Linked DNA regions of Homo sapiens: regions 2, 3, 4 and 5 are each linked to region 1. A link is a loop called in an ENCODE intact Hi-C map of the cell type or tissue named here. Cell type or tissue: dorsolateral prefrontal cortex. All regions are shown on one strand.

The links. A loop is a pair of places that touch in the nucleus more often than their neighbours do. Peaks named below come from ENCODE experiments on the same cell type or tissue, not always from the same donor. Only the 100,000 strongest peaks of a DNase experiment are listed, where the experiment ranks them.
Region 2: it touches region 1 in a loop (4-fold over the local background); 87 of 110 quality-filtered maps call a loop at or near these places.
Region 3: it touches region 1 in a loop (7-fold over the local background); 14 of 110 quality-filtered maps call a loop at or near these places.
Region 4: it touches region 1 in a loop (3-fold over the local background); 24 of 110 quality-filtered maps call a loop at or near these places.
Region 5: a loop joins it to region 1, with 4 times the contacts of the local background. A loop is called at or near these places in 15 of 110 quality-filtered maps.

The regions. Positions count from the first base shown.
Region 1 is chr3:75,427,610-75,432,609 of GRCh38, forward strand. It overlaps the pseudogene FAM86DP. Among named protein-coding and RNA genes, the nearest start is that of LINC02018, 5.2 kb to the right of the region's middle. In dorsolateral prefrontal cortex, CTCF peaks have their summits at 2,188 (motif pointing left) and 2,393; DNase peaks (open chromatin) are centred at 2,172 and 3,694; H3K27ac peaks cover 2,948 bases.
Region 2 is chr3:75,291,952-75,296,951 of GRCh38, forward strand. No RefSeq gene overlaps it. Among named protein-coding and RNA genes, the nearest start is that of MIR4444-2, 80 kb to the left of the region's middle. In dorsolateral prefrontal cortex, a CTCF peak has its summit at 2,416 (motif pointing right); a DNase peak (open chromatin) is centred at 2,360.
Region 3 is chr3:75,641,053-75,646,052 of GRCh38, forward strand. No RefSeq gene overlaps it. Among named protein-coding and RNA genes, the nearest start is that of MIR1324, 13 kb to the left of the region's middle. In dorsolateral prefrontal cortex, CTCF peaks have their summits at 105, 2,118 (motif pointing left) and 2,317; DNase peaks (open chromatin) are centred at 109 and 2,479; H3K4me3 peaks cover 2,128 bases; H3K27ac peaks cover 2,164 bases.
Region 4 is chr3:75,189,344-75,194,343 of GRCh38, forward strand. No RefSeq gene overlaps it. Among named protein-coding and RNA genes, the nearest start is that of MIR4444-2, 23 kb to the right of the region's middle. In dorsolateral prefrontal cortex, a CTCF peak has its summit at 2,884 (motif pointing right); a DNase peak (open chromatin) is centred at 2,922.
Region 5 is chr3:75,256,611-75,261,610 of GRCh38, forward strand. No RefSeq gene overlaps it. Among named protein-coding and RNA genes, the nearest start is that of MIR4444-2, 45 kb to the left of the region's middle. In dorsolateral prefrontal cortex, a CTCF peak has its summit at 2,386 (motif pointing right); no DNase peak of the experiment used is centred here.

The DNA of each region.
Region 1 (5,000 bases):
TGAAGATGAATGCCCGGGGGCGGTACATCTTGCAGATGGCCAGGCCTGTGAGGCCGGCACCACTGCCAAGCTCTAGGACAGTCCTGGTGGGAGGAAAGGGGACCGTGTCTTCAACTGCACCAGGGTAAGCCTGCCTCAGTGCCCTGCCCTGTGCCACAAGGTCACCTGTTAGTGAAGGCTGCTGGGTTCTCGATGGCCCATTCTGCAAGGTAGAGGGTGGCATCCCATGTGACCAGGCCTGTGGTACCATGGGAGATGATGGCTGTGCTCTCGGAGAGTGTGACTGAGCCTCCCGAGGGCTGCACCAAGAGAGGGCGAGAGAGTAAGTCCAGCGATCAGAAGGCAAGTGGCTTAGAAGACAAGTAGCCATCCACCATATGTCTGAATAAACCATGACAGGACCAATCGCCACTCAGCAATGAGAAGCAGCTAACTGTTGACATACCAACAGCTTGCACAGACCTCAAGGGTGTCACATAGCATGAAAGACACTCAGGCCACACTGGAGTCCATTCATCGAACATTGCTGAGACAACAGAATTCTGGTGATGGAGCACAGGTCAGTGGTGGCCAGGGGCCAGGTGTGGCTATGAAGGGATGGCTGCCTTGTGATGATTCAATATGCTATGTTTTTCCTTTGTGGTTTTCTGTATCTATGTTTTATTTTTTTTTTTTTTGAGCTCTGTCACCCGGGCTGGAGTCAGTGGCACGATCTTGGCTCACTGCAACCTCTGCCTCCTGGGTTCAAGCAATTCTCCTGCCTCAGCCGCCCAAGTAGCTGTGACTACAGTTGTGTGCCACCATGTCCGGCTAATTTTTGTACTTTTTTTTGAGACAGAGATTCGCTCTCGTTGCCGAGGCCGGAGTGCAATAGCACGATCTCAGCTCACTACAACCTCCACCTCCCAGGTTCAAGAGATTCTCCTGCCTCAGCCTCCTGAGCAGCTGGGATTACAGGCGCCCAGTACCACACCCCACTAATTTTTGTATTTTTAGTAAAGATGGAGTTTCACCATGTTGGCCAAGCTGGTCTCAAACTCCTGACTTCAGGTGATCCCCCTGCCTCAGCCTCCCTATGTGCTGGGATTATAGGCATGAGCCACCACGCCTGGCCTAATTTTTGTATTTTTAGTAGAGATAGGGTTTCACCATATTGGCCAGGCTGGTCTCGAACTCCTGACCTCAGATCCACCCGCCTTGGCCTCCCAAAGTGCTGGGATTACAGGCATGAGCCACCATGTCCAGCCCTGTCAAGTATTCTTTGAGGACTGGGCACCAGGTCCTTGTGAAGCAGGTAGTGTGTGTCACCTATTGGACAAATGCCCAACAACCCCACGAGACATGCTGTTGTTGTTGAAGTGCTTGATTTACAGACAGGGAAACTGAGGCTAAAGAAGGTTAATGGACTTCATGTCTAAGACTGCAGAATGGGTGAGTCAGAATTTGAACCCACACCCACATTTTCACTTTGTCTGTGCAGGAAGTGTATCTGGGCTGTGAGGGGGAGGAGGGTGCCCTTCTCATACCAGCAAATAACTCCGGTGGCCCTGGGTGGACTCCTTGGCCATCAGGGTCTCTGCCAGTGCCTCATACAGCTCGTCCAAAGCCTCCATGTGGACAGCCTCGTGCTGGGGGCAGACAGAGTGAGAGCTTGTTTGCTTTTGTTCTAATCTGTAAAAATGGCCAGATGATTTTCACCAAGTTTGGAGGGGAGATTTGGGATGGAATGGTGTAACACCGGCCAGCTGGCATATAAAATATTCACTTCGTTGGGCATGGTGGTGTGTGCCGAATAGTTCCAGCTACTCTAGAGGCTGACATGGGAGGACTGCTTGAGCCCAGGAGTTCCAGGACAGCCTGGGCAACAGAGATCTTGTCTCTAAAAAAAAATAATTCCACTTGGTAGGGAAACATGAACGGGAGGGCCTTCAACAAGAGGTGTTGAGAGGGTAGGGTTAGATGTAGTCTAGGGCAGGAGACAAGGATTCCGTGAGAGCTGCCACCTGACCACGACAGAGAGCTCTGTGTTTGGATCAAACACAGAGAGGAGGAAAACAAAAGGTGCTTTTAAGTGAGCCCAGACAGAACTGTGAGGGCGGCCCATGCTGCAGGCTGTGGCTGTCAGCAGGCTGCTTCTCCACAGCTGGCCCCGTCCTATGATTCATAGGGCAGCAGAAGGGTACACTAGGTGACTGCTGCCCTCTCCTGGTGGCACAGGGCAGAACTGCTGGTGACCACAGATGCACCCTTTTGGGGAGGACTAGGGAGAAAGCAGGTATTGGAGAAGCAGGGGATTGTTTATTTGCTAAAAGTGTGGCCCTTTCATTCAGCAAGTCTGCTTCTGCCTACTGAGGAATGGCCTCTCGACATCCCCATGTCAAACCCTGCATATTCAGGCCCATCTTTAAAATCCATCCTAGGCCAGGTGAGGTGGCTCATGCCTGTAATCCCAGCATTTTGGGAGGCCAAGGCAGGCGGATCACCTGAGGTCAGGAGTCCGAGACCAGCCTGGCCAACATGGTGAAACTCTGTCTCTACTAAAAATACAAAAATTAGCCGGGCATGGTGGCGTGTGCCTGTAGTCCCAGCTTCTTAGAAGGCTAGACATGAGCATTGCTTGAACCCAGGAGGCAGAGGTTTCAGGGAGCTGAGATTGTGCCACGGTAATCCAGCCTGGGCAACACAGTGAGACTGTTTCAAAAAAGTAAATAAATAAGTAAAAAATAAAATCCATCCTATATCAGTCAGGAAAGAGCTCATTCCAGCAGGATCAAAGCAGAGAATTCACCAGAGGAACTAGTTCCAAAGGTATGGCAAGAGCTAAATCTTCCAAAAGGGGCCCGTGGGGCAACCCAGAGACGGACAAGAGCAGGAAACTCCAAACCCTTCAGCGGGCAGGACAGAGGGTGTGGGTGAGGGTTCCAGTGCTGTGGGCTGGACCAGCCTGGTAGGAATGAGAATTCATATGCTAGGAGCTGGCGCCCCAGAGAAGCAGCTGCTGTGGAAACCCCAGGAGGCAGAGTGAGGGAGAGACGCTGGCCTCCCCTTCTTCCTGCCCTGCACTGTCTCCCATGGGTCACACTCAGATGCAGCCAGTTGCCTGGGGAGGCCCCTGCCATGCTGGGGTTTGCAAAGAAGGCCCAGGGCCTGGGAAGGATGGGGTCTCCAGCACGCAGGTGGCTATGCTGTCCGGCTACTGGGCGGACACTGCCCATAACTGACCTTTTTGATGAGTTCTGAGAGAAAGCACCGGGCTTTCTTGACTGACGGCGGGTGCTTCACACACACACAGGATGCTTCACAGTCTACGGCAAAGGACAGAACGTTGGTTGCTCGAGAGCCCATCTTAAGTCTCCTATGAGCTTCAAGCCAACACAGCAGAGGGCAAACTCCAGGCTACCCGATCCCTCAGCAAAGATGTACATGGACACGGCGTTCTGGCCCCACGCATCTGAAGTTTGTCTTAAGATATAAGCCGTTTTCTAAAGATGCTTCCACTGCAGTGGCACAGGCTATGGCAGCATTTCTAATGCCCATTCTGAGCAGGAACACAGGGCATGTGGGCCCAAACCACCTCCCTCCCAGGGGAGCCAGTGTGAACCAGGGTTTGCTGTAAGGACAGTCGCCAACTGTCTGGCTTTATGGAAGAGGCGGGAAGGCCCACTCAGCAACTGCTCTCTTGGAGCGTGTGTCCCTGGGGACAGGATGGAGGGGAGGGAACGCTCAGGGTGACACTCCCACTAAAGCCGAGAGAAGCCAAGTGCAGGATGAGCAAGTTCCAGGCAGTGGGAACAGCCTGTGCAAGCTCTGAGGTGGGCACGGGCTGGCCCTTGGAAAGGAGGGCAGAGGGACTGGTGTAGCAGGAGTGGGGATGGTGGGAAATCAGGAGCCTGGAGGGAGAGGGAGGAGACAGTCCGCAGCTCCTGCTGGCTGGGTGGGATGCAGATTCTGCCCAAGGGCAGCAAAGTACCCCACACAATACACTGGCTCTTCATGCTGGTGTTGGTTTTTCATTTTTTCTGACACAGAGTCTCGCTCTGTTGCCCAGGCTGGAGTGCAGTGGCCCGATCTTGGCTCACCGCAGCCTCCGCCTCCTGGGTTCAGCGATTCTCCTGCCTCAGCCTCCCGAGTAGCTGGGACTATAGGCGTGCACCACCACGCCCAGCTAATTTTTTTATTTTTAGTAGAGATGGGTTTTTACCATGTTGGCTAGGCTGGTGTTGAACTCCTGACCTTAGGTGATCCGTCCACCTCAGCCTCCCAGAGTCCTGGGATTACAGGTGTGAGCCAGTGCACCCAGCCTTGTGCTGGGTTTTAAAGCAGCTCTCCCAACATTTCATGCTTCACCACCTATGAGAGTGAGGCTTAGGGTGAAACTCAGAGCAGGGTGTGAGATAACTTCAGGTATCTCCATGATCGAAGCCCTGACCTACTGTATTGCCCCGAAAGTCTTCCCTGCTGTGTCTGCATCTTTTCCATGTGGATAATCTTGGTTCACCTCTAGCACAGGAATTCTTCACCGGGGCTCCTAGGATGGGCTGGGTGGGTGGGGGTGGAGGATGTCTGTCTCCCCTGAGTTTGTATGGAAAACATATTCTTCTGGTGTACTTCTTTCTGGGAGGGAGTCTATTGCTTTGTCTTTTCAGAAGGGCTCATGGCCCTTCGAAGGTGAAGACCCAGGATGCAGGGTGATCTGCACTTGGCCCTCAAGGCCAAGGTCAGCCTCTAGCTGGGCCGGGTGGTGATCCTGGCTCTCACCTGCATGCAGATGCACTTGAGTCCAAACCCCACCCTGGGCAAAGCAAGGGCCCATTTAGGTCTAGAAGAGACAGGAGTGGGCAGGACAGGCCTCATGAATGCAAAAAAGAAAGTCTCTGAGCATCTACCAAATGCTAGAAGCTGTTTTGTACCTGTCATCTCTGTTTTTGCTGTGGATGGTTTAAAAAACATTCGCTAGATTTCACCCCTCTTGCAGATTTTTGTATATTCTGATGTCTTTG
Region 2 (5,000 bases), 140 kb before region 1:
ATTGTGCTAAGTGAAATAAGTCAGTCACAATAGCACAAATACTGTGTGATTCTATTTACATGAAGTACCAGAATTGTCAAATGTATAGAGACAGAAAGTAAAATGGTCATTGCCAGGGGCTGAGGAGTTAGTGTTTTACTGGATGCAGTTTCATGGGGTAGATAAAAAAGTTCTGGAGGTAGATGGTGGTGATGATTACACAACAATGTGACTGTACTTAATGCCACTGAAGTGTACATTTAAAAATGGTTAAAATGGTACATTTTATGTTATGTGTATTTTGGCACAATGAAAACAGCTATAAAAGGCATTCTTGAAACAACTAGGGATATCTGATATTCTGGAATTATTATTACTTTTCTTAGGTGTAATAAAAGTATTGCGGTTATATACATTATATAAAAACAGGATAATGTCCTTATTCTTAGGAGACACCTTCTGAACTATTTGGGGATAAAGTGCTCTGTAATATCTGCTCTGTGAAGACAGACCTTAGGGAGGCTTTTCCTCTTTATTATACTTCAGGCACCATACTTGGGTACCATACTCATCACATGACCCAGCAATTGCCTGGACTTTGCAGGCTCCAGATGGTCTTCCCACATGTTAACCCTCACAACAACCCCAAAGATAGGTCTTATAGGTCCCTATTTAGTAGGTAAGGAAACTAAAGTTCCAATGTTTTCCCAGGATCACTTGGTGGTACATCCCCGCAGGCCAACTGGAACTTGAAGCAAGCGACACAAGCTGGAGACTCTTATTTTCTCTACATGGACTGAAGTTTCAGTAAAGACTCAGTTAACACAGTAGATTTTTCCAAGACTTTGGGGTTTGAAAGGTCACTGGGACAGGCCAGAAAAGAGGAAGCAGAAAACATATCAATTCTTAGAGTGTGATATGTGAGATTCTTCCAAATGATCTGTGGTCTGGGTCTATTGCCCACAGAAGGTTGATGGCATCCTGGATAAGATCAGGTCTTCTAAAGCAGACTCGGGGTTGGAATTTTTGCTCCATCACTTACCAGCCATGCTACTTGGGGTAAATTACTTAAACAATCCGAACCTTAGCTTCCTCATCTGTAAAACAGAAATAATAATAATATTTCTCATGGGGCTGCTGTGAGGATAAAATTAGATAATGTACCCAAAGCTCTTCACACAGAAAAGCCTCCCCTGCTGGATCTCTCATGTACCCCCTGGATTTTCTAGCAGAGTGTGGCTTCTCCAAAACCTTCTCAAACAGCTGTTGAGAATCAATGTTTGTAATGAGAAATATTGCGAATGAGGAGCCAGAAAAAGTCTGACAGCCTTTGCAGCAGGGGGATGAGAAGGAGGTGGTTGTGTGTGTCCTCAGCTCAGTGGTAGGTACTGGGCATGTGGTAGGAATGAGAAAGTAAAAGTAGCTATTATTATTAGGATAGTATCTATAACTTTTATTTTTTTGCATAAATTAACAATTTAACAAAAACCAGACATCATTTTTGTTGGTGCTTTACTAGAAACATTGCTGTTTTCTAATGACTTCTGGTAGTATTTCATTATTATTTTTTCTTTTTGGTTTTATTTTGTGTAAAAGGACTAAGTGAGATGGGTCTTTGCAATTTTTTTCTTTCCAATTGACTAGCTAGTCAATGCTCCTTTGGACCCCTGCCCACCCCCCTGAAAAAAAGGAAAAAGAACAAATTGAGAACTTATGAAACCACAACCCAGAAACCTGAATGTTTTTCATTTTAACTTTTCTTGGAAAAAATTGATGAAAAGTCTGTGCTGTGGTTTTAAATGGCATTGGGATGCCTATCTCCTGTCCCTACTCCCAAGACCCTAAATGTGATTTATATATCCCTATTTTAAGCTAGTGCAGATTTATGAGACTTTAAACACCATGGATGGAGTTACTGGAGGTTTAAAGGGATTAAGCAGGTCCAACAACACCTGGAGGTGTATAAGTTGTTTAAAAGATTTATCAGCATTTCCATGTTAAAATTCACTTCTCAAGGTTTCTCATATCGTGGATCTAAATCTATTTTGGGCAGAGGAGTAAATTTTTAGGATGTCTCATAAATGGAGAAAAAAACCATCCCTCTATCGCTTCTTGCTTTGTTTTCTGGGCTGTGCCTCTGCCCCCTCACCTCTCTATCTTGCATGTCTAGCTAGTTCTGTCTCTGGGGTTTCCCTTCTCTCTGTTTCTGTCCTCTCTCAAGCAGTTGATCTCTTAGTGTTCCTCTGTGTTCACAAACTCAGCATCTGACCCATGAACCTAACAACAGCCAGAGAGAGCCAGAAGCTTTCTTGCCTGCCTTTGGCTCCTCGTGGTCCAGGGAGGGCTGCGGTGGGTGGGAATGCCTTATGACACAGGGTGACTAGTCTCTGTGTTTACACCAGGGGGAGCAATGACTCCGTGGCTGAGAGGGGCTGGCTAGAGTCTGGAGTTTCCAAGTGTCCATTCAAAGCAAAATACACAATTCCTAGGCAGTTAAATTTAGAAGACTCTGTATTGAACACACTTGAAAATAGGTTCAGGGCACAACATGGGCACACACGCTTTGTCATATTCTACAAATACTGGGGAGAGCCAACATTCTTCTCATTGCCAATAATTATGCTCATCAGCCTCCATGTCTTGCCTCTCATGTTTCTTCCACATCCCAGTTCTGCCTACCCTGACCAATCAGTGTGGATGTAGGGAACATGAACACATTTTAATATCATCCTGAACCAGACATCACTGGGAAGGAAATTGGAGAAACTAAAACCCTAGAAAAGACAAATCTAATCTACAGTGACAGAAAGCAGACTGCTGGTTGCTTGGGGCCAAGGTAGGGGCAGATCGGCTGAGATGGCACAAGAAAACTTTTTGTGATGTTGAAAGTATGCTATGCCTTGATTGTGGTGATGGTCACACAGGTATATAAAGTTGTAAACACTCACTAAAATCTACGGTGAAAATGGGCATAAACTATACCTTGGTTTTTAAATGTCTCTGTTGTACATTCATGCCAGCCTTTACCTCCATTAGCACAGACAATAGGAAGTTGTGTGTGAATCTTAGAATGCTCCCCAATCCAGGGATGGTTGTTCAACCAGCCTATGCCATGTATCCATAGAGGGCACGGATAATCCAAACCAGCAGATAAAACACCTAATTAGTTCTAATTGACTCTGGACTTATTCTGTGCATTTGCATTCCCTGAGTACAACCTGACTGATAGGAGCAGGGAGAGTAGGCAGCCAAGAAATGCGGCAGGGGACGCCAGATTAAACAATTACAAGGGAGGGACAATGAAAGGGTGACTGACCACGCAGATGATAAAGAATTGTTGACTTTGTCATGAGAACCGCATATTGCTCAAAGCAATTGGTGAAGTGGAGCAGATGTGCATTAGAAACGAAACCAACCACCTGGAATGGTCATGGTCTCTGGATAACAGGAGCTTCATCAACTCCGTCTTTTCCACATCTCTACAATTTTGATATTACTTAAGTCAGGCACACTGCTCTATTCATTCTGACATCCGAATATCCATTTTAAAGTGGGCTAGGCTCACCCAGAGGATGATACAACTAGATTAAGAAATGAAGTGAAGGTTTAGAACATTGGATTTTTGTCCGTTTGTGTGACCTTCTGGAAAATCACTTGTTTCATTTATTTGTTCCTTTATTCCCTTATTCAATAAAATTATTGAGTACCTATTATAAATGAGGCTGTTTGCAAGACATTGGTGATATATTGCTATAGGTGTCGTTTTCCTCATTTGTAAATGCTCATACTGGGATCCCTGGACTCTCCTGACCACGTGCTAATGGTGGGTAGTGATGAGGTCAGGCTCTGAGACCTTCAGTGGTGCGCCTAAATGTTGAGGTTGCCTCAATGCAAAAGATAAGACTCTCCAACTTCATTGGTCTGTATCTTTTTAAAGGGTGGCTCCAGATCACTGAAAGCATCTTTGCCATGAAAATTCCAAGGAAATGAAATTAAGCATGTTAGTTTTATTTGTTGAAAATTTGCCCTTTAAAAACCTCCTGAGACCATTTTAAAATTAATTTCTTATTGCTTCAAAGCACAAACTCACATTTAGGTATGAACTAACATTTGATCTAGTGCAAGGCAGTAAACTAGGGTTTTTGTCAGGCCTTTCTCCCTGATTTGCAGTGTTCCCTGGCACACCCACCCCCTCACTAAGCAAAATTTAGAAGTCAACAGACACAAAATTCCTTCTCCCTTGAAATCTTCTTCACACTTACTTTCAAGCATCCAAGATATACAAGCTCTTTCAAGCACACAAGGTCTGTTCCCTTCCAGGTCATCAAGTCAACTCTCAGAAAAGAGTCTGATAGAGTGAGATTCAATTTCTACTCTGTCCATTTATAATGTGTGACCCATGGAAAGTTCCCTAGCTTCTTTGCCCTGTAGTTTATTCATCTGGTAGTGGGGATAACAATATCTACTTTGAGTTGTTGTCCACTTTAAATAAAATAATGGATATAAAAATACCCAGCCAATAGTAGAAAATCAATGGTGGTTGTTATGAAAGCCTAGCAGAGGTGAAGGCTGGAGATTAGAGAGAAAAGTCTGCCATAGAGTGAGAAGTACTCCATGAGGAACCAGGACCTTCAGTCTTTGTTGAGTAGGTGGCTCCTATGGAAGGATAGGATCTTCAGACTGTTAAGCTCAGAAGTATGTATTATCTATCTGGGAGGACTGGCATTCTAAAAGGGGAAATAGGTCATCCATATGCCAAAAATGGGAGGGCCTGGCACCCAGCTATAGGAAGAATGAATATGGAAGAATGATGAAGAAAAAGTAATCTCCAGACAGCTGTGGTGGCCATATCAGCAGATGCCACCATCAGATTACCTCCACATTCCCCCAGGAAAAGTTGACATTTCCTGGTCCTTTCCAAAGAAGGCACAGTCCCACCAACAGGTCAAAATTGGTATCACAAAGAGGGCTGAGAACCTGAAGATGGAGCATGCCTGCTGATCCAAAAACAACAGATAACT
Region 3 (5,000 bases), 210 kb after region 1:
ACAGATAACTATAACAAACCTCTTTGGTCACAGGGCTGCAGCACTGCAATCCCAGCATGCACCAGGCTCAGGGAGAGTGCGCTAATCACTGGAGGAAGGGACGAGGTTCCGCGCATCTCGCTGGTCTTGCTGGGAGATGCAGTCTCATAAACACTCCCAGCCCTTTGGTCACAGGGCTGCAGCACTACAATCCTAGAATGCACCGGGCTCCGGGAAAGTGCGCGTCACTGGAGGACGAGGCAGGGCTGTGCGCGCCTCCCTAGGATTGTTGGAAGATGCACTCTCATAAACACTCCCAACCCTTGGGTCAAAGGGCTACAGGACTACAATCCCAGCATGCACCAGGCTCCAGGGCGAGGGGCAACCCTGGAAGAAGGGGCAGAGTGGTACCCGCCCCACCTAATATGCTGGGAGCTGTAGTCCGTTAACTACTCTCAGCCTGTTTGTCGGTAAGCTTCAGAGCTATAATCCCAGCATGTACCAGGATCCGGGGTCCATAGCCCTGGAGGGAGGGGCAGAGCGGTGTGGACTTCCCGGTGTCCGAAGCGCTGCTGAGTTCTGATGCTCTGCCGACTCTTTGCAAGGAGAGTGAGTACAGAGGTGCACCTGGAGGGCAGGTCTGGGCTGAGCATTGAGGAGGGTATTACCCTACGAAGATACCTTACCTTTTCCCAAATCGGGCGGGTTGTCCTCACCTGCTTGGCCCTATCCTTCTCAGGTTCCTCTTTCAGTTGCACCCAGGGTTCTTTCCAGAGCAGTACATCTTTTGCAGCCCAGGGCGCTGCCTTCTTTCCCAAACTGCGTGAAAAATTTCCTGATGTCCAAGACACTGTCCATAGTGCCGCAGCCCTCTTTTTTCTCTAGCCAGAGCACGCACTCAATCGTTTTTGAGAGAAATCTTCCACCTGGCCTGCTTGTGAGCAGCTTCAGAGCTCTGCAGGGGTGACAAGGGCTGTGGCTTCCTGGAAAGGTCACTTTCAATGGCGCCTTTTTCACGAATGTGAAAGTCTAGGCATCAGAAAGGTTAATTATTGGGTTGCATAAAATCTGCTAAGAGCAAAGGAAAAACCCCATTTCCGAGGCGTGAGTCTTGTGAGCCATTTTCATCAACCCATTTAAGTGGACCAGCTCCAAAATGCAACCTGAAGCTACTATTTAGGCATTTTACACTTGAAATCATTGGTCTCATCTCAAGTCAGGCCTGGCTTGCCAGTGGCTCAGAGCCACAAATGGGACCTGATACCTCAGGAACAGATAGTGTTCCAGCTTTACGGGAGCAACTTTTAAGATGTGGAGCACTTGGGGTCATTTGAAACCCGCTATCTTCAGTAGGGACTTTTACTTCTACAGAGCATGTGCATTTTGATTTTATCTGTCCTCAAGCTGACCTTTGTTCATTTTAATAGTAAAAAACACATTCCTGGGTGGAGATTTAAGATGCTAGTGAGGCATGCAATGTATGCACAAATATGTACAGCTACTGCACATGTGTACCCAGAAGACCAGTCAGAACATGCTTACTATAACACTTCTTTCCACCTTCTTATGAAATAATCATGCAAAACTCCCATAAAGAGGGTTTCTCCAGCAATAATTAATGCTGTCTCACTTTTATGAGCAGGCTGCCCTGGAATCTCTTTCTCAGACTGTACCGTCTATTCTGCACTTAATTTTCAAAATATTCTCTTTTTTTTTTGCAATAAATTATGCTGTACTTCTTTTGCTGTGTGTCTCTTGTTTAAATTCTTTTAAACTAAGAAGATAAGAACCAAGGTATTACATCAGCCATCAACATTTCTGGTGCCATGACCTGGGGAGAGGTTTGTCTGCTTCATTAATTTCAGTTTCCCTTTACTTGCAGTGAATACTATGGCAGTTCCAGACTACCTGGTTAACTATCGCTGCTTGTTCCAGCGCTGTTTCAGTAAAGTTCTGGGGGAAACGTTGTTAAGTCACCTGCATTCTTTAGAGAGAGAATATATGTCCGCTCTCCTTTTCGCTGCTGCTTCTGTAGCATCGATAAATACGCTAACCACATGGGTTGCCCTCAACATTTCATATTTGGGCTATTTGCCGCTTAGTTTCACATCTTTCTGGCCACAGTTTGGACTCAGCTTATCGTTTGCTGTCCGTTCAGCAATACTCGATCGCCACCTAGTGGCTATTGTAATTTATTTTCTGGTCAGGTTTTCTGTTTACAAAATTTTTGTTTTGTTTTGAGCAGCACATTAAGAGAACCCTGTCCCTTCAGGCTTTATGCATTTCCCAGCTCCTTGAAATTGTTCTTCAGCAGGCTTTCTTTGCTGAACAAAAGATGCACAGTCATATAGATGCCCAGTCGTAGGGATTGCATCTGAGCATTCCAGGTGTTGTAATTGGGCGTCACAAATGGCAAACCAGTGAATTAGGGCAAGGCTTGTCAGCCAGACATCTGCCCCCCAGCCCGCAGTGGGGGTCATCTCGGTAGGGCTGGAGATGTCCACCGCTGGGGGGAGCTAGGACGGTGTATGGCAAATGCCTATGACCTCCTAGAGCTTCAGTTAATGGGGTTTCGAGGGGATGCGCTGGACCCCTTGATGTTTTCACTTGGCTCATGAGGATGCCCACAACCTCCTGGACTTCAGTAAATGTTCTGTCATTGCAGGATTCTCTCGGCACCGTGGGAGCCGCTTCCTCTACTGTCACTGAAACACCCCTGGGATGTATATCTAAAAATTAGAACAGCTTTTGGCTAAATGAACTTAGAAAAAAGAAAACCTTATCTTCTTTTGTAACACTATTTAGCCTGCCTACAGATTAGCTGACAAAACATGGCTGGAGAATGAGACTGTGAACTTTAACTCCATCCTACAGCTAGATCTTTTCTGTAGTAATCAGGGAAAATGGTCTGAAGTATCCTATGTGCAAGCCTTTCTGGCCTGACAACAAAATCCAGCTCTATGCAGCACCTGTGGGCTAAAGCCTAGTAAGCCAGAAAGCCCCTCAGAACAATGGGAAGATCATCTCTTATTAAGGGGAAGGGACCCCAGACCCCACAGCCCAACACCAGCTCCAGACAGGGGCCCTCAAGGGTCCACACCTCTTTTAGAATCCCCAGCATCCCCACACTATCAGAGTCTTCTGTAGAATCTAAGCTTGTTTCACCTCCTCCTTATGCTCCTTTCCATCGGCCTTTGCCAGGTACAATAGAGACCAGCACAGCTGCAGTTACTCACAGTGGGACTTCACACCATCCAGGGCCAGAGAAATTGCTCCCCTTACAGAAAGTCCCAAATGGAGAGAGGACCATCAGAGTGCTTGTTCTACTCTCAATAAATGATCTAATCCAATATAAGCAACAACTCTGATGGCCCTCAGACAACTTCAGCGTATTTACTGAAGGCTTCCAGGCTCTAACTTTGACCACCATTCAACTGTACCATCCACAAATGGACCGAATGACTGCTGCCAACTTAGCTGCACAAAATTTTGCTTATTAGCAAAAAATAGAAAATACTTAAAACGTTTGTTGCTTTCACCATTTTAATGCAAAATACTTTTGCAGCATAAATGTCACCATAAGGTGGAGCCTTGGGAATCCAGTATAAACTATCTCAGAAAACCTCAATGGGTCCGCAACAAGCAGCAGAGGGCCTCAATAGACTTCAACAATGTCTGGACTCCATGGACACTGTAGTCCGACAAAAGCAAAGAGCCTGGGATCTTCTCCCAGCCGGGCAAAGAGGAACATGTTTATATCTAAAAGAAGAATGCTGTTTTTGAGATCAATCAGCCCGGTTTAGTCCAAGAAAATATTAATAATATCATCACCCAGGCAGACAAAATTGAATCTCTAGGAACTTCCATGGGACCATGAAAGCAATGTCTATTACCTGCCTTACTCTCTTTAATAGTAACAGCCATTACTATACTTTCAGCTTTTACTTTTGTTCCAATTTTGTTTAAAATGTTAACTGATTTCTTGCTCTCTTGCTTACGGCAACTCCATGTTTGCATGAAGGTTTTGCAAGGCTTTCAACATTTGGCTGTCAACATCTTGCCCACTGGTTCCACGAATTACATGGTTTACACCCGGTTAGATCACACAGGAAGAAACTTTAGGGCCCAGACTAGGCAGAAATAACACCCACTCAGCAGGAAACAGCTCCAGAAAAAGTGACCTAGCCCCTCAACCTCCAATATGATTATGACCCTAAGATCTCTTAGGGGGAAACTGAGGCAGAATAGATCAGAATAGATAGTCAAGAAAATGACCATGATCTCGGGATACAGAAATGTGGGGAAAAGAAAGAGAGATCAGACTGTTACTGTGTCTATGTAGAAAGAAGTAGACATAAGAGACTCCATTTTGCTCTGTACTAAGAAAAATTCTTCTGCCTTGAGATGCTGTTAATCTGTAACCCTAGCCCCAACCCTGTGCTCACAGAGACTTGTGCTGTGTCAACTCAAGGTTTAATGGATTTAGGGCTATGCAGAATGTGCTTTGTTAAAAAGGTGCTTGAAGGCAGTATGCTTGTTAAAATTCATCACCACTCTCTAATCTCAAGTACCCAGGGACACAATACACTGTGGAAGGCCACAGGGACCTGTGCCTAGGAAAGCCAGGTATTGTCCAAGGTTTCTCCCCATGTGATAGTCTGAAATACGGCCTCCTGGGAAGGTAAAGACTTGACCATCCCCCAGCCCGACACCCATAAAGGGTATGTGCTGAGGAGGATTAGTAAAAGAGGAAGGCCTATTTGCAGTTGAGATAAGAGGAAGGCATCTGTCTCCTGCTCATCCTTGGGCAATGGAATATCTCGCTGTAAAACCCGATTGTATGTTCTATTTACTGAGATAGGAGAAAACTGCCTTAGGGCTGGAGTTGAGACATGCTGGTGGCAATACTGTTTTTAATGGATGGAGATGTTTGTATACATGCACATCAAGGCACAGCAACTTTTCTAACCTTGTTTATGACACAGAGACATTTGTTCACATGTTTTCCTGCTGACCCTCTC
Region 4 (5,000 bases), 240 kb before region 1:
TTTAAATTAATATTTTATACCTCTATTATGTAAAGGAATTCATTTCTTGGGTTCATTAAGATTTAATATTTATATCATTTTAGAGTAACTTTTTTTCTAAATTAAGTGACGTAATACTAACTAAGATTTTCAAAAGACAATAAAATGGGTAAATTCTTAGTTCAGATAATGTTTTCTCTTCTGCTTTTGTAATTTTCATGAATTTACGTATTATGTGCTAATTGAGGGCAAGCTATTAATCAAAAGAGGTTGAGCCTCTTTAAAAAAGAAAGAAAAGGAATTCTCTCGCTATGGTGTCATGCAAATCTGGTGTAAAATATTCATTTAAGCAAAAACAATGTAATGGCATAGTAAGGTCTCCACTCCACCTCCAAGACTAACATTAAAGAAAAGTGACTCAAAGGAATTAACAAATTGTTGAGCTTATCTTTAGCAGAGGGGCAATGATGGAAACTAAATTAGAGAGGAAAATATTGAGTAGTGAGGAATATAAACCACATATTTGAGACATGGAAGGACAAATAGAAGAAGGAGACATAGTAAAGGAGATGGTGAGGTGCTGAGATAAATGAAAAGCTTTGATGGGGATAGACAAATCTGTGTGTTTTTGCAAAAAAGAAGTAAGAGGACTGAAAAAGACATTGCAGATTTTCCAGAAAATTCAGGTTAACAAGAATAGATTGGTTAGCCCTAGAAAGAAATGATATTTTGCTCACCTTGAGTCAGTTTGACTGGAGGAATAAGGGGGTCTGTATTAGTCTGTTCTCACACTGCTATAAAGAAATACCTGAGACTGGACAATTTATAAAGAAAAGAAGTTTTATTGGCTTATGGTTCCACAGGCTGTACAGGAAGTATGATTCTGGCATCTGCTCGGCTTCTGGGGAGGCCTCAGGAAATGTACAATCACGGCAAAAGGCGAAGGGGAAGCACATACATCACATGGCCAGAGTAGGAGCAAGAGAGAGAGGCAGAAGATGCTGCACTTTTAAACAACTAGATCTCACGAGAACTCACTCACTGTGGTGAGGACAGTATCACAGGCTGCACCTTCAACATTGGGGATTACAATTTGGCATGAGATTTGGGTGGGGATCCAAACCGTTCAGGGTCCCTGTCTCAGAGGTCATGAAATTCAGCTAAGTTCTGTGCTTTCCAGGCCACCTGTCTAGAGGCTTTGGACAGGCTGCTTAAAAAACTTGAGAACCCTGAGTACCATCTCTCCAAGACTAGTTCAAGAACAAGCCCACTGACGACTTCAACATCATTTGTCATCTCTCAACTTGCACATTGCCAACAATATTCTGATCCTAGAAGTGACAAAAATATTGTGGCTAACACTTTTTTATGCCTTCTGCTCTAAAGATTCTCCTCTCATTGTCCTCCTGGGAAGATACTGTAATTGATATGTAAACAATGTGGAAGGAAATGTATTTCTAGAATGACCTTGTTTTCTAGAAAGCCAACATTGCTACTTTGCCAAATTTCTCCTATATGAAAGGTAAAGACAAAATTGTCTCAAGGGATTGTGAGAAACAGCAAGTACTTCAAAAGAATGTTACAATTAAAAAAAAAAAAATGAAGGACGCCGCCTTGAGTCAGCTTTGGAAAATATGCTAAAAGCACTTTCTTCAAGTAGTACAAAAATGGTTGGTTTGTGAGACTGTTTCAATGGGATTTCAGTTTTAATACTGACTAAATCTTTTAGTGCAGAATTGGAAGAGAAAATGTCCTCGCATTAATCTACCACAGTAAGTGCCTTTTATTTAGGTAAAGGAGAGCTGAATGATTAGATGACAACATAAATACCAGCAGTGATAGCCAAAAAATATAGATACCTTCAACAACCCCAGGGGCAAGTGACCTACTGTTTAATATAGAGGACTCCAAAGAATGTTTATTTCTGTCATCTAATGTCACACAATTAAAATCTTACTGATGAAATACTCAACAGCGAATTTTATTAATAATTGAGTTTTTTTCAAAAAACCCTTAGGATTTAATTTTGATTCTCAGAACTTTATTTTATGATGATGATATTTGTTTTAATCTCATACTTGGTTCAATACTGATTTTATTATTTGCCCTTTTGGTATTTGGCAAACTGTGTATTTAGTGTGGTTTTAATGTTTTTCCATAGTTCTCGGGAGTTCAGGGAAAGGCCTCACTTTTTCAGCAGTATAAACAGCTTATTTCCCTAACCAATCCATTCATGTAGACAAGTGCAATTAAAAATTCCTTGTGATCCATTATTTTGGAGTGGGGAAGGGCTGCAGTACTAAGCCCCAGTTCTTCTCAGATTCTCCTTATCTATCTCCAAGATTTCAAAACAGGATACTATCATTTTTCCACCTCATATCACTATGGATGGGAAACACTTAAATATTTACAGCCTCATTTGACCACTGATATTTAATGAACCAATTTTGTTTTTGTCTTCCCCAATTCCAGAATCCAAGTTCAAGGGGAAAAGTCAAGGACTAGAATCACAGGTCATAGCATCATTCAGTTAAGCAGGGTAAGCAGAGTTCCAGCTATTCTCTGGGGCTGTCTTTTTTCACATATTTTCTCTGTTCTTTGTTTAGCCTTTTCCTGTGGATTGCTCCCTCAGATGTGGGGGCTCACTCCTAATTGGCATATTCACATTCAAGTGTAACAAGTTAGAAGTGGGGACCTAATTTTTCTTGGTTCCACTGCTTGATTTGGCTAAATGAGGCTATCTTCGGTAACATTAAAATAAAATAAATATCTAGTAATGAATCTGACATTTTATCCTCATCCTCGTGTCACTTATTTATTTATTGCCTCTCAGCTCCAAATCCATCTTTTTGCCTGCTCTGTGAAATGGATCTGAGCCCTTTATTTTTCTTTGCCAACTGACACAATGTTAAGGCTTGTCAGTAGAGGGCGCCAGAGAGACACAGCAGGATTTTGTTTCCTGATATTGGTGATGGTTCACCAGCTTCTGCAGCACTTGTAGCTTCTTTGGTGCCCCCCAACTATGATGCGTGGTGGTAAGCGGCATCCACCAGCCCCTCTGTCTCTGCTTCTAGTGGGTTTATACTGGAGTGTCTCCAATGAGACTCATTCCTGAGAACAGATTTCACTGCCAACCTAGTGGAAGAATGTCTGGCAAATTCCAGAAGAAGGCAGGTTTCAGCAAGTTCTGCCAGCCCCTCTTTCATTCAGTGAGCCACAGCTCTCTCTCCCGCAGGTCTGGATCCCAGCCGTGTGTGGCGAGTGGTGGGGTAGGGGAGCTGCTTTCCTGTGGCTGCTCTATCTCAGCCCAAGGGTTGGCAGCTGCTCCTTCTATCTGCTACCCTTATATTGTTGAGCGTTATTTTCACTTCCTAGTAGCCAGTCCCTTATTACTTAAATTTCTCATTTAGTAAATAATTCTTGTCCAAATTACTCTTTCTCTTTACCTTTGAATCCACACCGATGCAATCTTCTAGTCAAACACTGTTTTCTAAACCTAATGACCTTAAAACTAAATTCCCTCTGTTTGAGGAAAGAACTGAAATTGTATTTTCCACTGCTCTCATGCCACACTCAACAACAGCAACTAACACAGACAGAAGACTTCTGGGACCAAATGTGTGTTGGGGGGGTTTTGCCCCACCACCAAGCAAGCAATTCATTCTGCAGCAGACACCAGTTGGGTCCTACAATTTCATCTTGACACTCTCTACCTGGAGATAGCATCAGATCCCACGGGTTGAGGGCTCAGTCCCACAAGACTGCCCCCCTTCAGAAACTAGTCACAGGTTTGGCCTCCAGAACTTCTGACCAACCAGCTTCAAGTTGGGGTTCCCACGACAGGCTCTCTGGTTAATTTGCTGGAGTGGCTCACAGAATTCAGGGAAACACCTATGTTTACCAGTTTATTATAAAGAATATTACAAAGGAAACAGATGAAGGGATGCATAGAGCAAGCTATGGGGGAAGGAACATGGAGTTTCCCAGCCCTCTCTGGGTATGCCACCCTCCAGGAACCGCCATGTGTCTAATTATATGAAAGTTTCTGAGCCCTATCCTTTTAGGGCTTTTAGGGAGGACTTACTACCTAGGCATGATTGATTAAACCACTGGCTATTGGCCCCTTTCTTCCCAGAAGGTTGGGGACCCTGCCTTTGTCTTTCTGGTGACCAGTCCCCATCTCAAAGCTGAGGGGCTGCTGGCCATCCATCCATCATTGGCATACAAAAAGATATCACTTTGGAGATTCCAAGGATTTCAGGAGTTGTGTGCCAAGAAACAGGGATGAAGACCCTGTAGATATTTCACAATATCAAGCCCTCTTTTCTCGTCTGCCTGAAAGAATGACATATTTACTTTTATGCACCACATTCATGAGAACAATTGCTACTGGGGAGGGAAGAGGAAAAAAATGGAAGCAAAATGGAAAAGTTCTGTTTACCTTTTATATTTTAATTATTTTATTAATAAGTACTTGCAACAATACTTCTGCAACTGCTAATGAAAACCAATTACAACAAAATTACTCTTCCACTTTAAATAACTACAAAACTGGAAAGAGATATACGAAACACTGATTTTAGGTGCCAGACTACAGCCAGCGCGTGACTATGGTGATTGAAAGAAGAAAATCAAATGAGATATGACTGACCCAGCTTATTGCCTGGAGGAAATTATTCAAGCCACAGTGTAGGGAGGGGAACAAATTCTGGCAATCTTATTTGGCTGAGAGGAGAGAGAGCTGAGTTTGGATAAGAAAAATCTGCACAGGGAGAGAGAGCTCTGGGGATTTGCACACAGAGTCCCCTTGAGTTTTTGGCTGGAAACTAATCTGTGTATGAGTAGGATGACATTTCCCCAAACCGAGGAAAGAACAACTGGAAAACCTTAGGCTGAACAATTCACAAAGCTCACAAAGGGCTGGGAATATTTGCATTTCCACCAGTCAAAACAGAAAGACCTTGTAATAGACAGAAAAATTGATAAAGTTTTCTAAAGGGATACACCTTAGTAGCAAGGCA
Region 5 (5,000 bases), 170 kb before region 1:
AAGTTATAGCCCTTGGAAGGCTAAAAGTCTTTTCTCTTATGTCTTGCCATTTTTCTACAAATTTATTATTATTTGCTAACGTACTATATATGCACAAGTTCTTTTTCTTTTTTTTTTATTTTTTTATTTTTCCTGAGACAAGGTCTTGCTCTGTCACCCAGGCTGCAATGCAGTGATGTGATCATAGTTTACTGCAGCCTCCAACTCCTGGCCCAAGGGATCCTCTAGCCTCAGCCTCCCAAGTAGCTAAGACTACAGGTGCACACCACCACACCTAGCTAATTTTGTACTTTTTGTAGAGATGTGGTCTTGCTATGCTGCCCAGTCTGGTATGCTCAAGTTTAATCACCCCTTTGAGTCACTTGTCACTGAGGTTTCTCCCAAGTGATGTGCACTGCACATATTAATAAACTCTTTGTTTTTCTCATATTAATCTGTCTTTTGTGAGTTTAGTTTACAATGAACATAAGATAGTGTCTTATTCTATTCGGGCTTTTATAACAAATTACCGTAGACCCAATATTTATTTCTCACAATCCTGGAGGCTGGAAGTCTTAGATCAGAGTGCCAGCATAGTTAGGGTCTGGTAAGAGTCCTCTTCCAGTTTGCACAGTTGGCATCTCCTTGTATCCTCACATAATGTAAAAAGAACAAGCTAGCTGTCCAGCCTGCTCTTGTAAGGGCACTAGTCCCATTCATGACAGTTCCACTCTCATGACCTAATTACTTCCCAAAGGCCACAACCTCTAAACGCCATTATATTGGGATTCAAGTTTCAATATGAATTTTGGGGGAACACAAACATTCAGTCCATTGCAGATGGGTAAAGGGAAAAGATTTTTCCTTCCCTACATACTCCATTTGTTATCTATTCTGAGGCTTGAGAATTTCCTACAAAACTGGTATGTTTAGATAGAGAAAGAGAAATTTTGCTAAATGATGCCTGTAAAGCTTAGCAGTTAGAAGTTTATATATCTAAAATCCTAATAAGCCTATGTTGGATGATACCTTATAAATCCTCCCTTCTTTCATTTTGAGGGAAGGAGCTGAGTCTTAGAGAGGTTGAGCCACATGTTCAAGAGTTTAACAAGTAATGGGGTCAGTAGAAGCCGTGTCTTTCTAACTCTAAAGATAATGGCAGCCTGTGTAAGACAGAGACTCTTAGGTTTTGTGTTGTCTCCTCTCTATGCTTCTTCCCTCTACCTCAAGACCTCTCCTACCAGAGCCTGTCTAAAGCCATGAATAGATGGAGCTTTTTCTATTGCTGCTGCAACAAATTACCACAAATTTAGTGTCAAGTAATACATATTTTATGTTATAGTTCTGGAGGTCAGAGTCCAAAATAGATTACTAGGCTAAAATGAAAGTATCTGTAGGGCTGCAGTCCTTCTGGGAGCTGTAAGGAAGAAACCATTCTGTGGCTTTTTCTAGCTTTTAGAGGTCATCCACATTCCTTGGCTCATGGCTCCCTTCCTCCATCTTCAAAACCAGCAAGGTTTGGCTGAATACTTTTGAGGCTGCCGTCTTTCCAATTCTCTTGCTTCTGTCTCCTCCTGCACTTTTGAAGAGATGACATTAGGTCCACCTTGAAAGTCTGGGATAATCTTCCTATTTTAATGTCAGCTGGGTAGCACCTTTAACTGTCGTTTGCTATACAACCTAACATATTCACTGTTTCTGGGGATTAGCTATGGACATCTTTGGGAGACCATTATTCTGCCTGCACTAGAGAGAGATAGAGAGAGAGAGAGAGAAATTCCTCTCTCAGCATATGGTTGGGGAGTTGATATATTAATGTATAAGTGAGAAATTAAAAAAAAACTGCTGGTAAATAAGACAGTATAGGACAATTAATTGATTAGATTCAGGTTATAGTCATTGGAATAGAGAGAAGGCACAGATCTAAGTGCACTGGATATATCCAAGAAAGTTACATCTATCTGGGTAATAAAGACTGCATAGCTATTGGATGAGGCAGGAAGGGACCGCAGTGAAGTGAGGAGCAGTTAGGAAAGAAGGCATCATGCGTACAGCATAGGGATGGAACCAACTCTAATGAGTTAGGTCATGTTGATAAATAGCAAGAAAACTGTGGATAGGAAGGGTAAGATGAAATTCTGTTTACTCTTAAAGCTAGACAGGGAATTCTTATGGAAGGATAAGTTTTAAAAATCCAAGTAAATGGTACATGAATTCTCCTTGGCTTCAGAGCACATGGACAATGATTAATTGCAGCAATATCATATGAAATCACCATTCTGTAGGTCAAAAATTGTCAAATATCTGCAATTTCTTATGAATCACCTTAAAAGAAGTGTAGAGGCTCAATATTACTCTAGAAATAGGGAGGGAGATTCAATGATCAGAAAGTTGTTCTTTAAAATCACCACAAGAGGGTGGTAAAGAATTATGCTTTATATCTGCACACCTGCAGAATATTGGTCTTTCCACACACAAAAATAATTATTTAAATGTATGTAAGATGGAGCTTTGGAGATGTTTTTGTTTCTAATTTGCTGTTGTTAATCATATTTAAAATAGCATAATTTGGCATCCACAAAGTATATTGGCTGCTAGCTGGACGTCTTCAATGCAGAGAACACCAGTTATATGCACATATCTCAATCTTCCATATGTGTATGAATGCGCTTAAAATGCAACAGATTCATACATATATTATAAGCACCTCGTCACTGTCAAACTTCTAATCTATGATGATGAATTAAATAGAATTTTAAATGGAGAAATCTGTATTTTAAATTCATTTCCCTATCTTGTTTATGAAATGAAATATTGAAATGAATTTAGGGGAGTGGTCCTGTGGTTCATGTTCAAATGTTAGTCAGGCTACGGCTGTTTACCATTCTCAGTGACCTTGATTGAATTGCTCAACTCAGCTGGGAACTGAATTGTGTATTTAGAGGATTAAGCAGTGCTGCCTGACATTTTAGAGTTAGACACACCTACTATAACTTGCTTTGGCATTAACGCTGGGCTTCTCTTGAATTAAAATGGCAACCTCCATTCTGCAAGTGAAGGTCTCAGGGACTTGAAGATATGTTTACTCTATCCAATAACATGGGTATTGATTTCTGATTTCTTTTTTCATTTCCCTTCTTTATAACTTAAAATTCCCAACATTTTAGTAGAGATGTATTTAATCGGTAGTCTTTGATTATTATATGTGCACCTGTGTCTGCAAGTATATCTGTACGTGTGCCTGTGTGCATGTGTGCATGGATGTATATGAGTGTCTGCATGCCTGCCTTGTGATATGTGAGTGAATACTTATCCAATGTGTGTGCATCTCTGTGTTTGTTTTGTTGTGTGTTTTCCTATGTGCATTACATAAGTGTGTGAGGGTTGGGTGTCTGAGAGTCTGTGCATGTGTGTCTACAGGAAGTACATATGCACATATGGCACACGCATTGGCATACATTGTGTGATGTGCACTTGTGTACATACACGTTTGTGTGTGGGTGTGAGATACACATTGTGGTGCGTTCATGTGTGATGTGTGTGCACAGGCATGTGCAAGAGTGTGCTGGTGTGTGTGCATGCATGTGTGTGTTCCTAATGTGCATGTGTGTGTGTCTGCATGTGTATTCGAGATTTTGGTAGGCAAGTAGGGAGATCTCAAATTGAGTGTCTGTGTGTGCATATGTGTATATATGTGCCTGTTTGTATATATGTGTGTGTGTGTGTTGTGTGTGTGCATAAAGATAAAGAGCTAGATACATTGTCTTTAGAACCGTATTCACAGTTGAGCGCCTTTCTCTGAGCCAGGAGAAGGCAGTGTGCTCCTTGTACCCTCTCTGAGTTTAACAAGGGAAAGCTTTGAACTTTCAACTCTAGTGCTGGAGCTGCTACTCCTTTTGCCTTTCCCTCTTCCCCCATAACACGTCTATTTATGTATTGTGTGGGAGATATACCTAATGCTAGATGACGAGTTAGTGGGTGCAGTGCACCAGCATGGCACATGTATACATATGTAACTAACCTGCACAATGTGCACATGTACCCTAAAACTTAAAAGTATAATAATAAAAAAAAGAACCCATTTTAAACCCACCAACCTCCCCTTACTTTTCACTTACTCTGTGTAAAAGCTCTGTAGTCAAGATTAAGAGCACTTTAAGAGCATAGGTGATTCGTCAGGGTATGAGAACTATGATTCAGGTATTTATTTTCATCACTTCATACCTTTACTTTCTCTAGTATTTGACAGTTTGGGCTCTCGGGTAATATCATAAATGACTTTGAGTTTCTTTGGAGAAGAAAAGTGTAAAATAGACTTTGAAATGATCTTTTTATTAATGTGACCATTTCATTAGCCACGGCAGATTTCTTTTAAGAATATATTTTCAGTGAATCTTTTAAAGTTCATTTTATGCCTGCCTTTATTTAAACTCGATATTCTTTGGCAAAAATGCCGGAGTAGACTTTGCAAGTCCTGTTTTCTTGGAAACAGATGATTTCTCACCTTTGAGGTTTGTCTTGAGAATGTGTTCTCTGATCTTCTTAGAGTTTAGTGCATAATCAGTTTTTCTTCTTTTTTTCCTGGCTCAGCAAATTTTCCAAGCTAGCTTTTTCTAGTTTTGGAGTATTTGGAAAAGAGCAGTGACTTTCTAGTCAGGGAGGCTCAAGGTCACATCTGGAGCCAACCACATGTCAAGTTTAATCTCCTGGCCTTTACAACTATTAATATTTACTCATGATGTCTTCTGGACATCTACAAAATTTTAGTCCACACTGTACAATTAGGAAACAAATTATATACTTCTTTTTTAATCTATTTTTTTTAACAGGAGTGGCTTTGGTTTCTTTTTTTAATGTATTCCTTCTTACTGTTATATAGTAGGCTTGCCATAAATTTCTACTGTTAGTCCTTGATATTTTATGAATAAAAAATTTTAAAAGCTGATAGTTTCTCAGATAATTTATAGTTGAAACATGTTAATGCCATCGATTTGCTGCATAAGAACCAGAACACCTCACCA